2 separate regions of the Homo sapiens genome follow, and region 2 is linked to region 1. Evidence: read pairs that join two places in POLR2A ChIA-PET (ENCODE). Cell type or tissue: GM12878. All regions are shown on one strand.

The links. Peaks named below come from ENCODE experiments on the same cell type or tissue, not always from the same donor. Only the 100,000 strongest peaks of a DNase experiment are listed, where the experiment ranks them.
Region 2: POLR2A ChIA-PET joins it to region 1 with 7 read pairs; 2 of 35 experiments call an interaction of 5 or more read pairs at or near these places.

The regions. Positions count from the first base shown.
Region 1 is chr6:163,620,974-163,624,973 of GRCh38, forward strand. No RefSeq gene overlaps it. Among named protein-coding and RNA genes, the nearest start is that of QKI, 210 kb to the left of the region's middle. In GM12878, no CTCF peak of the experiment used is centred here; no DNase peak of the experiment used is centred here.
Region 2 is chr6:163,460,155-163,464,154 of GRCh38, forward strand. The region is part of intron 2 of QKI (QKI, KH domain containing RNA binding); the gene reads left to right. Among named protein-coding and RNA genes, the nearest start is that of QKI, 47 kb to the left of the region's middle. RefSeq lists an enhancer at 228-457. In GM12878, no CTCF peak of the experiment used is centred here; DNase peaks (open chromatin) are centred at 477 and 1,738; H3K4me3 peaks cover 1,399 bases; H3K27ac peaks cover 1,919 bases.

The DNA.
Region 1 (4,000 bases):
GGTTGCCCGATTTGCGAATCATTCCTTGCTCAATTAAACTCTGTTAAATTTAATTTGTCTAAAGTTTTTCTTTTAACACTGCCAACCAACCCATCAATCTCCCGTGGCTTTCTCTCCCTGCTGCTGCGTGGTGCTGAGGAAGTTGTCATACAGACGAGCTGACAATCCAAATTCCTGCAGGAAGACGTGGCCTGCCTGCCTCAGTGCTGCTGGGACAACCTTTGACTCATTTCAAAATGACCTCTTCTTGGCCAGGCGCAGTGGCTCTCGACTGTAATCCTAGCACTTTGGGAGGTCGAGGTGGGTGGATCACCCGAGGTCAGGAGTTCAAGACCAGCCTGGCCAACAATGTTGAAACCCCATCACTACTAAAAATACAAAAATTAGCCGGGCATGGTGGCTCATGCCTGTAGTCTCAGCTACTCAGGGGGCTGAGGTAGGGGAATCACTTGAACCCAGGAGGTGGAGGTTGCAGTGACCCGAGATCGCCCCTCAGAAAAATTTTAAAAAACCAAAAAAACCCCAAAAAACAAACAAAAAACCCCAAAATGACCTCTTCTCAAAGGTCCCATAGAATGTATCACCAAAATCCCCACTCTTCTCCAACTCCTCCATGAACATCCAGTTTCTGGAAGAGGATGTCTTAACTCCTACCTTACCAAATAAACTTGCAGAAACTCGAGGCCATCTGAGTTCTTCCAACTTCGATGTTGTTCATTTTCGTTATATCCTCATGCACTTTCGATGCCTCCTTCACACCTCAGAAAGAGATGAGTTCTTTCTTCTCCACCAGGCTAACCCTTCCATGTAGACCATGAATCAAAGCGTTGACCGTCTCTTCTGCACATGGGCTGGCCCTGTCTTTGCTGTGGATTGAATCTCTTGTGCCTTCTCCTTTGCCTCCATTCCCCATACTGGTCCCTTTTCTGGTCCTCACTGCCTCTGACCTGGCTTTGGCAGCAGTTTCTCATCAGGGTGGACCTTCTCCAAGTGCTCCTCCTTCAACCCTTACACACTCTAGCTTTGTCCTTCAAAAGCACTTTTTTTTTTTTTTTTTTTTTGAGACAGAGTCTCACTCTGTTGCCCAGGCTGGAGTGCAGTGGCACGATCTTGGCTCACTGCAACCTCTACCTCCCGGGTTCGAGTGATTCTGTTGCCTTAGCCTCCTGAGTAGCTGGGATTATAGGCGCGCGCCACCATGCCTGGCTAATTTTGTATTTTTAGTAGAGACGGGGTTTCACCACGTTGGCCAGGCTGGTCTTGAACTCTCAACCTCAGGTGATCTGCCCTCCTCAGACTCCCAAAGTGCTGGGATTACAGGCGTGAGCCACCACGCCCAGCCCCAAAGCACAATTTTTGTTAAAGCACTTCCACTCCAAAGGAAAAAAATCAGTTAAAGCCTTACCAGTTACTTATACACAATGGATTCCAAATTCCATAGCCTGCCCTTCATGGGTCTACATAGTCTGAGTTCAATGGGAAACTGCAGCCTTAATTTCCATAATTTCCCCATTTTTACCACAGCCAGTGGAAATGTTTTCTCTTGTTCAGTTGTACCCATGGTTGGAGCCTCATTTTTTATTCATGTGTACGTGCTACGTGACGTGCTTTTTCTCAGCATCCACATACCAGAATATTACTGAACTCCGTAGTGCAGGTGAACAGCCACCTTTTCCTCTAAGCCCATACTCTACCCTCCCTGTGAACAGAGGCCTCTGCCTTCTCTGAATTCATTCAGCCTGTCATGATCTCTTCCTTGTGACCTTTCTTACTTCTTGTGATGTTGTTTGTATACTCATGCCTTATCACGCCTTCTGAACCATAAACTTCTTGGAGGGCATGACCCCAATAGGGTCATCTTTGTGTGTTCAAAGTCCCTTCCCCACAGGAGGGTTTTTTTTTTTTAATTTAACTCAGTATTTTTTCTTATTTATTTATTGTCCATCTAAGAAAATGCCTGTTTCTTAAAAGCATTTAGGGCAACTTGGCCGGGCGCGGTGGCTTACGCTTGTAATCCCAGCAGTTCGGGAGGCCGAGGCGGGCAGATCATGAGGTCAGGAGATTGAGACCATCCTGGCTAACACAGTGAAACCCCGTCTCTACTAAAAATACAAAAAATTAGCCGGGCATCGTGGCAGGCGCCTGTAGTCCCAGCTACTCGGGAGGCTGAGGCAGGAGAATGGCGTGAACCCGGGAGGCGGAGCTCGCAGTGAGCCGACATCACGCCACTGCACTCCAGCCTGGGTGACAGAGCGAGACTCCGTCTCAAAAAAAAAAAAAAGAAGCAGAAAAAAAAAAGCATTTAGGGCAACTTACAATAAAGGCCAAAACACAGGATGAGATTGGTAAAATAAATCCAAAAATCGGAAGGCACAGGAGACAGTGGTGAGAGGTTTGAGCAGACAATTCACACACACAAGGTGTTGAGCTGGCCAAAGGCTCAGGGAAAACCCTCTGCTTCACTAGCAAGCTAAGACACAAAATGAAAGTAGCTGGCTGGGCGTGGTGGCTCACACCTGTAATCCCAGCACTTTGGGAGACTGAGGTGGGCAGATCACCTGAGGCCAGGAGTTCGGGACCAACCTGGCCAACATGGTGAAACCCCGTCTCTACTAAAATACAAAAATTAGCTGGGTGTGGTGGCACATGCCTGTAATTCCAGCTACTCAGGAGGCTGAGGCATGAGAATTGCTTGAACCTGGGAGGCCGAGGTTGCACTGAGCCGAGATCACACCACTGCACTCCATCCTGGATGACAGAGCGAGACTCTATCTCAAAAAAAGAAACAAAAACAAAAACAAACAAACAAAAAACAACGAAAGTAGCCATGTATTCCTATTTTTTAACTATTTTGTGGGCAACCGGTAGAGGAAGATCACAGTCCCCAGTGTGGAAGAAGTTGTAGGAAGTGAACACTTTTATGTACCAGTATTGGTGTTTATGTTTATCATAAACTTCCTGTAGGCTACTTTGTCAATGTTTACAAAAATGTAAATATTGTTGGGTCTAGCAATTTTACCTATTAGAAATATATATATATATAAATTTTTATTTTGAAACGGAGTCTAGCTCTGTTGCCCAGGCTGGAGTGCAATGGCACAATCTTGGTTCACTGCAACGTCTGCCTCCTGGGTTCAAGTGATTCTCCTGCCTCAGCCTCCCGAGTAGCTAGGATTACAGGCACCCACCACCACGCCCAGCTAATTTTTGTATTTTTTTAGTAGAGATGGGGTTTCACTGTGTTGGCCAGGCTGGTCTTAAACTCCTGACCTCATGATCTGCCCACCTCGGCCTCCCAAAGTCCTGGGATTACAAGGGCAAGCCACCGCACCCAGCCACTTCTTAGAAATATTTCTATGGAAATAATTGTGGATAAGCACAGATATTAAGTAACATAATTGAAATATAACTATTTGTCTTTTTTCTTGCGCTGAACACATTTATCCTATTGTCATTGATATAATTATTATTTTTTCATCCCTAATATATGGAGTTTCAAAATGACAATATTAACACTGCAACTAGTGAAAAATAGAGACAGCACTTTGGGATGGCTTTGAAGTGTTTTGGCTTTAGGATATATCCCATTAGGGACATACCATCAGAATATTGTGTTTTAAGGTTATTATAAGAATTATTCTCTGTGTGGATATGACACCAGTTGGATATTCTTTTGATTTCAGTGTTATGAAAGATCACTTTTTAAAAAATTTAATTTTGCTCTTTAAAATTTGAAAAACATGATATGGATTCAAAGCCAGCACTCTTTGGAGAGGTGTCTTCAGTGAGGTCCAACTCCTGTCCTCACTCCTCCCCCATGTCTCCTGGATTCCTACCTCACTCCCCGCCCCTCACCGCCCCCCCCCGCCTTTTTGTTTTTTTGAGACAGAGTCTCGCTCTGTCACTCGGGCTGGAGCGCAGTAGTATGATCTCAGCTCACTGTAACCTCCACCTCCCAGGTTCAAGCAATTCTCGTGCCTCAGCCCCTTAAGTAGCTGGG
Region 2 (4,000 bases), 160 kb before region 1:
TGGTAAACTGCTTCCTTTGGACATGATGATTAAATTGTAGTGAGACTTCTTGGAGTTTTATGTGAATATAATTCTGATTTTCTGATGTTTTTAAAATGGGATTTAATTTTGACTAATAGCTTTGAAAGGCATCTCTTGGGTCTAGGCCATCATGAATACCCATATTGTCAAAGGTTTTGTAAGACAGACAAATGTCTTTTCAAGGATTGTGTTTTCAGCCTGTAGGATCCCAGCCTGGTTGCTATAGTTAGTAGTTTAGATTCATAATGTTATTCACAGTACACTCCACTGTCTCTCTTATAATAATACATGTTGATGATGGAACACGAGTTGTAAGTTCTCTTTCTGTTTCATTTTCCTGGGTTTGCAAATCAGCTTAGGCTCGTCATAGCTTCTGAGTTAGTTAGCATAGGGTTGTTGTTTGTCAGCAGTCTTGAGAAGTTGGTGTCAAATTGGGTGTTGAGCTGGCGTTTGTTTTAGAGGGATTATGGGGAGAGGGGCCAATTCAGTAAGTTATCTTTCCTTAAAGTCTTTGTTCCTTTGACCATTGCGGCCTTCTTATTGTTGAAGGATCACGAACTTCAGGAGTCTTGATGTACACTACTTTCACTTTCATTCTTCTGAATAACAAATGATATTAAATCAAAATTTAATGATATTCAAAGTCTCCTTTTTCAATACCCAGGTTAACACTTGATTTTTGCCTGAATATGATCATATTTTGTGAGTGAAAATAATAATGCTTTAAAATTACGATCTACACATCTGTCTTTGATAGTTTGTACAGAAATCTATTTAAAGGTAGTTTTTCTCAAAAGGTTAGTACATATTTGTATTCAGTGGAGTTGTGAAGTGATTCAGATTACATATTAAAGTTTTAATTTAGCAGTGTGATTTGATAATATAGGGCATATCTTTATGTTTTAGGTAGGGAAAACTTAATGTATAAGTTCAACTAGATCGGTTTAGTAAAAGCCAATTTATGACTCTTTGTTTTGTTTTGAAGTTTCCTCTTTATTTCACTCTGTAAGGGTATATTTAGGGCCTGTTGTGTACCAAATATTTCATAGGCTTTTTATGGTTTGGGATATACCACATTTCTTAGAATGTTAGTAAATAATTACAGAAAGGGTTACAGGACAGTCTGAAAACAATACATTTTGTTTAGCTGATATTTTTCCAACGTTTAACATTTCTTTAAATAATAAGGCCTCTCTGAGTTTTAAAAATGCAGGCACTTTCTTTTATAAATAATATATTTTAGTATTTGATAGGAACTAGTGCTTAGAAGAACAAAATGAAAGATGGGGTTGTTAGGGAAGAATTATTCAGATTAGACAGAAACGTTTGTCTATGGTTTATCTAAAAAGAGTTTCATGTTAGGATCTACTCTGTTAAAATTACTGCTTCAAAGGACTTATGGATAATTTGATATCTACTCATAGGTGTTCAATCTCCATATCTCTTAAGATTCTTGCTGAAATAGCCAAAGTATGTAATATGGAAATCGAGGAGAAATCTGCTTCTCAGTGCTATCCATATTCCAGGAACATTGAGCTGTTTCTGATAAAGATTAAAGGAAAGCTCAAGGTGATGATCTACTTTCAGCCCAATTTGAGAGAGCAGTGTCTCCGGGAGTAAAATGGCTAATAACAGAATCTTCCTCATCCTAACCCCTCAGAATTGTCACACATGAAATGGGCTATGAAGCAGTCAAAGGTTATACTGCTTGAACTCTTCCACTCATTTCAGTTCCTGTTTATAAGTAGGTGACCTAAATTTATTTTGTAAGTTAATGAGACTATGTTTTCTTTTGATTTCAGTTTGGGCGGAAAAGTACCTTAGTTTTTGAGATCACGTGCCTTTACTTTAGGGATGTTGAGGTTGAGTTTTTCAGCTACTAGCTTTTGAGATAAATTCAGTTAATCATTTCATTGGGAAAAAATACATATATATTTAAGTAATTTTTGTTTTGTTTTATCTTAGAGACAAGGTTTCACTGTGTTGCCCAGGCTGGTCTTGAACTCCTGGGCTCAAGCAATCTTCCTGCCTCAGCCTCCCAAAGTGCTGGGATTACAGGCGGGAGCCACTGCGCCCAGCCAGAAAACATATTTTATGTCTTAATAAACCCAGGATTTACAACAAGGTAGCTTACAAATAAATTGGGGATTTCTTGAAATCTTGTTTTGTCTGCCATAGAACACTGCTTTTCCCAAGTCCAAAATCAGTGTCATCAATAAGCAGCCTGTCTATCATAAACTTGGGCATCTACTTGTTTCATATTGGTATAATATTTTCTTTATTATTTGGTAGGGAATTGATTGACTTTGAAAACTTCTATCCTGTATTGTTTGGGGTTACAGAACAATGATTGTTTTGATTAGTTTCTTTGTACTTTTAAGATTGCATATAAATAGTATAAATTTGCCATGTTAAGGACAGATTAAAACAAAACTCTTAAAATTTGAAAAGTAGTTAGAACTTGAACACTAAAAAGGATATCTGAATATAAAACAGCAAAATTTTGGTATCATTTCTTCATCCTGGAAATGTTTGTGTGTGGTCTGTGCTAGGTAACAGGACACAGGAATATGAAAAGATGTAATTGCTCTCATGGTACTGATATAGCCACAATCCTGGTATGGAATAATGAGAGCTTGAACTCAGGCAATGGCAGTTGAAATGAAAAGCACAAATTAAATAGGGAGAATTTTAAGATTTCTTTATCTTTTACATGTGAAGGCTAAGAATGAGGGAAGGGCCTTGCTGGTATTGCCATTCGTTGAGAATAAAGATGTATGTGATGATTATTAAAGTGGTGACAATCAGTAAAACATATGAAAATATTGAGAAACCAAGATGTGATTATCTGAAATGATACAGTAATGATATGTTTGGGATATATGTAGGTGGGGAAGAAATGATAAAAACACAACTGGACTAATTCTGAAAGTAAACTTGGATTTGAATAGAGTTTCTATAAACTGAGTACTAAACATTTTGAAAGATTAACAATAATGAGAAAACTAACCATGAATTTTTCTTGTTATCAGGGTATATGTTAAGGTCATTAGAAGAGAGGCATTATACTGTATTAAGTGTCTGAACTCTAGAATCAACCTAGGTGTTCTAGGATTTGGGCTACTGATGTAACCTCACATGTATTAGATGTAGGTGGTAGTGGTAAGCACTGTGCAGTGGTGTTTCGAGGATTAAGTGACCTAATGCATGTAAAATACCCAGCCCAGAAGTTGGCTCATACTTGAACACTCAAAACATACTGCAGCATACTCAACACCAAAGAAATGTTGAATAACGTAGTCCTTGCACTCGTGATACTTCGATTTGACACCAGCAGCAAAGGGGAAAAATTAATAACCAGTTATAACCAAAATTTGAAATCTGTGGTATGCGAATTAGGATATCCTAAATTACGGTGTATCATTCTTTGAGTACTGATATAACTGGATAATAAGCTGAAACCATTCAAAACAAATTCACGTGAGGAAGATAGATTATCACTCTAGATGCTAAGTAACAATTAGAAAAAAGATTATTTAACCAATTAATAAAAATACGAAGGCAATAAAGGTCAACAAGTGTTTTATGACAAGAGCAGAAGACAGTATTTGTGAGAGTATGAGATCCAATGCACAAGGCCTTTTGAAAGATCCCAAACTACTTTCCAAGCCTTTATTTTGCTGCTACCCATGTTTTCTAGCCACCTAAGCAATTCACTCTTCTGTAAAAATGGCAGGTACTTTTAATTTTTCTTCCCTGTAACACTTCTTTTCTTATTTCTTCCTTCCCACCAAACATGCTCAGCTCCCCCTCATCCCACAATATTGAGCTGTAGTGCTCCTTTTGCTATTTGTATGTGCTTTGACTCCTACAGACAGTTGTTTCCCCTTAGAGTACTTTGTACCCACCTCTTAAGCTGTTATCACATGGTATGCAGTGATCTGCCTGATTCTTGCAGGTCATTCTCTGAAGTCAGGAA